Regions from separate parts of the Homo sapiens genome. Here region 1 is linked to region 2. Evidence: chromatin contacts called from ENCODE Hi-C data. All regions are on one chromosome and are shown on one strand. The core of a region is the stretch at or near the end of the contact, and the rest is flanking DNA. Distances in the headings are between cores, read along the strand shown.

Region 1 (2,886 bases), core at 216-2,715, 350 kb before region 2:
AGCTGGGCAAGACCGCTGGGCAGGAAGCCGGGCAAGACTGCTGGGCAGGAAGCCGGGCATGACTGCTGGGCTGGAAGCTCTAGGGGATGTGGCACATCTGGCTACAGGAGATGGGGGTGGGTGGAGTTGACTGCTCTGGCATCTGGGTGTTTCCAGGGCAATAGGGGGCTGCACCCCTTAGCAAATTCAGGCAGAAGTAGAACTGCTGGGCCAGAAGCTCGATCAGGCATGACTCACCTGGCTACCAGCAGTGGGGGTGGGTGGGGATGCCATCCCTACTGTCTGGGTACCTCCTGGGACAAAAGGAGGCTGTGCCCATCGGCTGAGTTTCCACAGAAGCGGGCTTACTGGGCCAGAAGCTCTAATACACATATCCCACCTGGCTACTAGTAGTGGGGGACAGCAGGGTGGGTGTTTCTCAGGACAACAGGAAGCTGCACCCTCTAACCGAGCTCACACAATAGCAGGGCCACTGGGTCAGAAGCTCTAGTGGGCATTGCATTCCTGGCTCTCAGTGGCAGGGATTAGATCAGTGGGGTCATGCACCCTGCCATCCAGGTGTTTCTCAGGACAACAGGTGGCTGCACACTCCAGCTGAGTTCCCACAGATGCAGGACAGCTGAGCCAGAAGTTCTAATAGGCATTGCCCACTTGGCTGTCAGTGGCATGGGTGGGTGGGGTCACCTCTCCTGCCATCTGAGTGGTTCCTGGGACAACAGGAGGCTGTGCATGCCAGCATAGTTCAGACAGAAGTGAGGCTGCTGGGCTAGAAACTCTAATAGGTGTTACCTGCTTCATTAATAGTGGTCAGGGTGGGTGGAGTGTCATGTGCATGGCTGACCAGGTGTTTCCCAGGATAACAAAGCTGGGACTTCCACCTGACTTTAGAAAGAAGCAGGGCTGCTGGCCTATAAGCTCTAGCAAGCATTACCTGCATGGCTATCAGTGGTGGGGGCAGGCAGGGTCATGTACTCTGCCATTTGGATGTTTCATGGGACAACATGAAGCTGTGTCCTCCAGCTGAGTTCACGCAGAAGCGGGGCTGCTGTGCTGGAAGCTCTAGCATGCATTGCTTGCCTGGCTACCATTGGCAGGGGTGGGTGGGGTCACACATTCTGCAATCCAGGTGTTTCCTGGGACAACAGGAAGCTGTGACCTCTAGCTGAGTTTACACAGAAACGAAGCTGTTGGGGCAAAAGTTATAGCAGGCATTGCTTGCCTGGTTGCCAGTGGTGCGAGTGGGTGGAATCATACACTCCAAAATTTGGTTGTTCACCAAAACAACAGGAAGCTGTGTGCTCCAGCTGAGTTCACACAGAATCAGGGCCACTGAGCAGGAAGCTCTAGGAAGTGTTGCTCACCTGGTTTCCAGTGGCAGAGTCGGGTGGGGTCATGTGCTCTGCCATCCAGGTGTTGCTTGGTAAAACAGGAAGCTGCACCCTCTAACTGTGCTCAAACAGAAGTGGGCTGTCGGGCCAGAAGCTCTAACAGGTGTTGCCCACCTGGCTTCCAGTGGCAGGGCAGGTGGGGTCACACACTCTGCCATCCGGGTATTTTCCAGGACAACAGGAAGTGGCACCATCCAGCTGAGTTCACAAAAAAGCAAGACCACTAGGCCAGAAGCTCTAGCAAGCATTGACATTCTGGCTATCAGTGGTGTGGCTGGATGGGGTCATGTGCCCTGCTGTCAGAATGTCTCCTAGAACATCAGGAGGCTTCACCCTAAAGCTGAGTTCACACAAAAGGGAGACCATGAGGCTGAAGGCTATATCAGGCATTTCCACTTTGGCTACCATTGGCAAGGTGGGTGAAATAGCTGGCCGAATTCAAGCCAAAGTAGGACCGCTAGGCTAGAAGCTGGTGCTGAGCCTCTTCCAGCAAGGGGAAGTAAAGCAATCTTACTGCTCCCAGATACTGCCACTTTGGCCTCTATTGGAGCTATGGTGCAAGTGCTGGTGTTTTCTAGGGCCCAAGGCTTGTAGAAGTCCCCTTGGACTCGAGAGTTGCCTGTGAAAAAGTCTGAACAGTTTTCTGCCTCAGTCTTAGAAGTGTAGGAGGGGGACGGGGGAAGGGGGATTCTCCCATTCCTAGTCTTGCACAGGTCCCTGTTGGAGTGTGAATCTCCCTAGGTGCTCTCACTCACTCTTTCTCATATTAGAGAGGTTCTCCTGGCTCTCTGCTGAGTCCAGGCTGGCTGTTGACCAGCTTTGATCCTCTGCTCTCTGTGTTCCCCTGCTGCATTGATGGATCCTGACCTGGTTTCTCAGAAGATCAACCTGCAGAGTTAGTGCTCACTAGCCCTTTTGTTTCCTTTCTTTGAGAACAGCACACATGAGCTGCCTCTAGTCTACCATCTAGGCACTGCCTCTCATGCAGGTAAAAATGACCCAATTACTCAGATTAAAAGCTTCCAAAACCATTCTGAGTTCCTAGACACTATTCAAATGAAAAATAACAAAAATCTGATATGTAAAAAAATAGGCCTGACCTATTGGCTACAAGAGTTCAAGGGGATTTCAAAATTTTTTTGGGAAGAAGCTTTAAGATGGCTGACTAGAGGCATCTGGTACTCACGTACTCCACAAAGACGAATGGAAGACGTGAGTACTGGATGCCTCTAGTCAGCCACCTTAAAGCTTCTACCACACAAAACCAAATTAGTGAGTAGACAGTATCATCTTGAAGAGATCACCTAAGACAGAATGCTGAAATTTAACAGAAAAAAGACAGAAAACATTTAAGGCAAGGGAGGAGAGAGAAGCAAGGTAGTCTGCTTGGTCAGAATTGGCTTGGAGCCTGGAAAGGATCTTCAGTTAATGGAAAGTGAAAGGCTGCCAGCAGTCCAAATTCCCAGCATGATCTTCTGCAATCCTAACCATTGTAAAG
Region 2 (3,192 bases), core at 664-3,163:
GGGCTGTGATAGGGTGCATAAGTGTGGCACAGGGTTTGGTCAGGAACAGATTTTAAAGGGCCATGAAATCATTTGGATTTTATTCCATGGGCTTAAAGAAGTTACTAAAGGTTCTTAAGTATGTAGATGACTCAGTCGGATTTTCATATTAGAAAAATTAAATCTGATAGCATACAAGGAGAAGAGAGTCAGACAGACCACACAGAAGGCTCCTGCAATAGTCCAGAAAAGATGGTGTATATATGTCACAAAGTTCCTGAATATCAACTTCTTACCTTTACCTTCATGGTTTTGACGTATCTAACACGTCTTACCTTTTTCTTCATGGCTGTATTTGGTAGCACCCACCTGCAGATATAAACCAAAAAACAGTTTCCATGATCCAATTCCCTTAGAAATTGAAATTAATGAAGTATAAATAAACATGGAGGTACAAAAGAGCATGTTTAGTACAACGGCTGAGTACAGCTGTGTGTGTGGGACCTCAGATGAATAGAGGTCCCATTTTCCTAAATTATAAAACTGTGTGTATACTCTCTATCTCCTAATTAGAAGTTCAAGAGAGAACTCCTAGGAAGATTTATTTAGGAATACAAATGAGCCATTAAAATTCAAGATTCAATTTTTCATCATCTTAATCAAAGCAACACAGCTGCTTTAATCAAACAATATCTTCTATTTCTAAAAAAACAGAATATATTGATATCCTCTACTTGAGGACTGAGTATTGAATATCTTCTATGTATAAAAAACATTCAGCCTCCTAATTTTAAAATCTGGAAGTATCTTTTTAGTCCTTCAGCTGTCCTTCCAAGCCCTATTTCACTCATCACAGACACAAAGTAGATGTAAGTCTCAAATTCAGGTACAAATTGGCACAGAAAACACCCTCAAGCTCTGACCTGGAAATGCAAATCTTCTTTCTAGTCTTTCCATCCCCAACCTGGTGACAGCAAATCTCCTTTACTGATAATTCAAAGCAACTCATAACTGCTTTAATTAGAACACTCCCCCAGCACCACCACCAGGAATATCAGCCCCTTCCCAAGGGTTGTTTCTGATCAGTTAGCACCAATTCGCTTTCCAGTTTATCCTGTCGTCCAAAGCATAATCCCAATCAACATTACTGGTAAATCAAAGCAATTTATCATGGTGCGGGGTGGGGAGAAGTGTTCTAATTCACAATACTCTCTTCAATTTGAACACCCCCACTTCCAGGTTTCACAAATACCCTTCACCCACCCAAGCGATCCTTCCGGTTCCCCTAGTGGTGGATCCATTCTCGGCCCCAGATTTTCTTTCTCCGTCGTTTTCTCAGAGTCAGATTCTTCCATTGCGCAACAAGTCCTTTCCAGTCCCTTCTAAATCTTCAGTACTCTTCAGGGTTTGTTGTTGTTGTTTGTTTGTTTTCTTTTTCACCCCTCAACTGCCTATTCTCATCGCCTATGGCCCTCAGGCCTGCTCTATTCTTGCCTCCGCCTTTGTCCACTGGGGGGCCGCTTTCCCCACGGTTACCTTTATCTCTCGAACCTGGCCTCAAGGCACGGCCGAGCTGGCTAGCTTTAAGGCCAAGTGATTCCGTGGTACAAAGTAAGAGTTGGAGAATGACAGGAAAAGAGAGGTGGGTTAGGGGTTCGTCCCGAGTTTGGGCCTCAGGCCCCCAAGGTCTGGAAACCCAAAGGTAACTTCACCCGCAAAGAGGTGAGGACCGCGAAGGCGGAGGTGGCAGAAAGAGCTGACCCATGCCGTAGGCACTAAGCGGAGAACGCCTCAGCTGGCTCGTGGCTTCCGAGCCCGGCCGCTCGGAGAGTCAGCCGGCGGGGGCAGTAGTTACGACCTAACCACCCGCCCTTCAGGAACCCAGGTATCTCACCGCAGCCACCCAACTGCAGGCCAGGATCACGTGGGCATCTGCCTTACCCCGGAGTCTGTCACGTGACTGCCGCTACCAAAGGGACGGGTGGGCTGGGAAGAATACCATAGAGACAGCTCCAGGAAAGCCAGAGTGCCGTCTGTCATCATCACGTGGCCTTGGCTCAGGCTCCGCCCCTCGGGCGGGGTAGGGCGCTGGGAGCCTTCAGCCTCTCTAATGTGGGTGGGCCTGGCCCCACCCATCCGCTATGGAGAATTAAAGGAGCCGGTTGCAATTTCAGTGCCTCTGAGCTTCTCTTTTTTACTGCTGGTTACCGGTAATGGTTTTTGACTGGGAAGACCGAGCATTGTCTTTGCCTTCCTGCTTTTTATTGTTAATTCTTGCAATCGAGTTTGTAATTAAATGATTAATACATCCAAAGCGCTTAGAACTGTGTCTTCCACATAGCAAATACTGTATAAATTATCGTTATTGCTGAAACCAGGGATTCATCAGGAATTTTAACACACACATTCATCTTCCCACTTGTTTAAAACAGGAAGTGAAGGAAGTACCATAGTAAGAAGTCAATAAATAAAGTCTAGGGCTGGGAGTGGTGGGTCATGCCTTTAATCCCAGCACTTTGGGAGGCTGGGGAGGGAGGATCACTTGAGGCCAGGAGTTCAAGACCAACCTGGCCAACATAGCGAGACCCCATCTGTAAATAAGTGAAGTCTAGAATTGAGAACAGAAAGACTACTGGTAGGGATATGCACACCAGGAAAAATGCCCAGAGGGGTTCAAAGATGTTCCTTCTGGAGAATGGGGTAGGGGATAGGACGTGATATGTCAGGGGACTATTATTTTTTATCTGAAGCCCTTCTGTGCTATATATATTTCTATAATGTATAAATGATATATAATAATAAGATTAATATGACATTTAATTATATTTAATATAATCAACTAATACTTAAATAATATGTTATAAATATGTTATTTTAAATAAATGTGTAGTTTAATTATATTATTTATAATTAATATATGATATACTACATGTATTATTTACACGTAAGTGTGTACATATATTACTTTGATAAGAAAAAAAGGGAAGGAAGGAAGAGAAACTGCAGGAAACAGAGTACTATTATTGAAACTGCCTTTGCAAAAACTGTAACTGAGGAAATTATGACAGTGAAAGAGATCAGACCTCACCGACTCCATCTTACATCTAACCTTTAAGGTGTCCTTGTTCATTCCTGGGCGTAGGCCGAACTAACCTTGGGAAGGAATTTAGTTTATAGTTTAACTCTGATACAAAATTGATAATAGCCCTTTCT

What was found. A loop is a pair of places that touch in the nucleus more often than their neighbours do. Pooled maps may share reads with other maps.
Region 1: a loop to region 2 is called in a pooled map, with 15 times the contacts of the local background. The contact joins the enhancer-like site here to the promoter of RRAGB in region 2. A Hi-C loop is called at or near these places in 5 of 37 single-sample maps with no recorded cell type and 5 of 50 pooled maps.

What each region holds. Positions count from the first base shown.
Region 1 is chrX:56,066,915-56,069,800 of GRCh38, reverse strand. All of the region lies in intron 1 of LOC124900486 (a long non-coding RNA gene), which reads right to left. It also overlaps a transcript of KLF8 not described here. Among named protein-coding and RNA genes, the nearest start is that of KLF8, 160 kb to the left of the region's middle. Within about 2 kb of position 1,465, at least 2 of the 41 ENCODE cell types and tissues checked have a DNase peak (open chromatin) inside an H3K27ac peak, as active enhancers do.
Region 2 is chrX:55,716,470-55,719,661 of GRCh38, reverse strand. RRAGB (Ras related GTP binding B) reads right to left here and starts at 1,913. Exons shown (of 10, transcript NM_006064.5): 1 at 1,243-1,913; 2 at 315-348. The coding sequence starts at 1,334. RefSeq lists enhancers at 1,295-1,424, 1,585-1,784.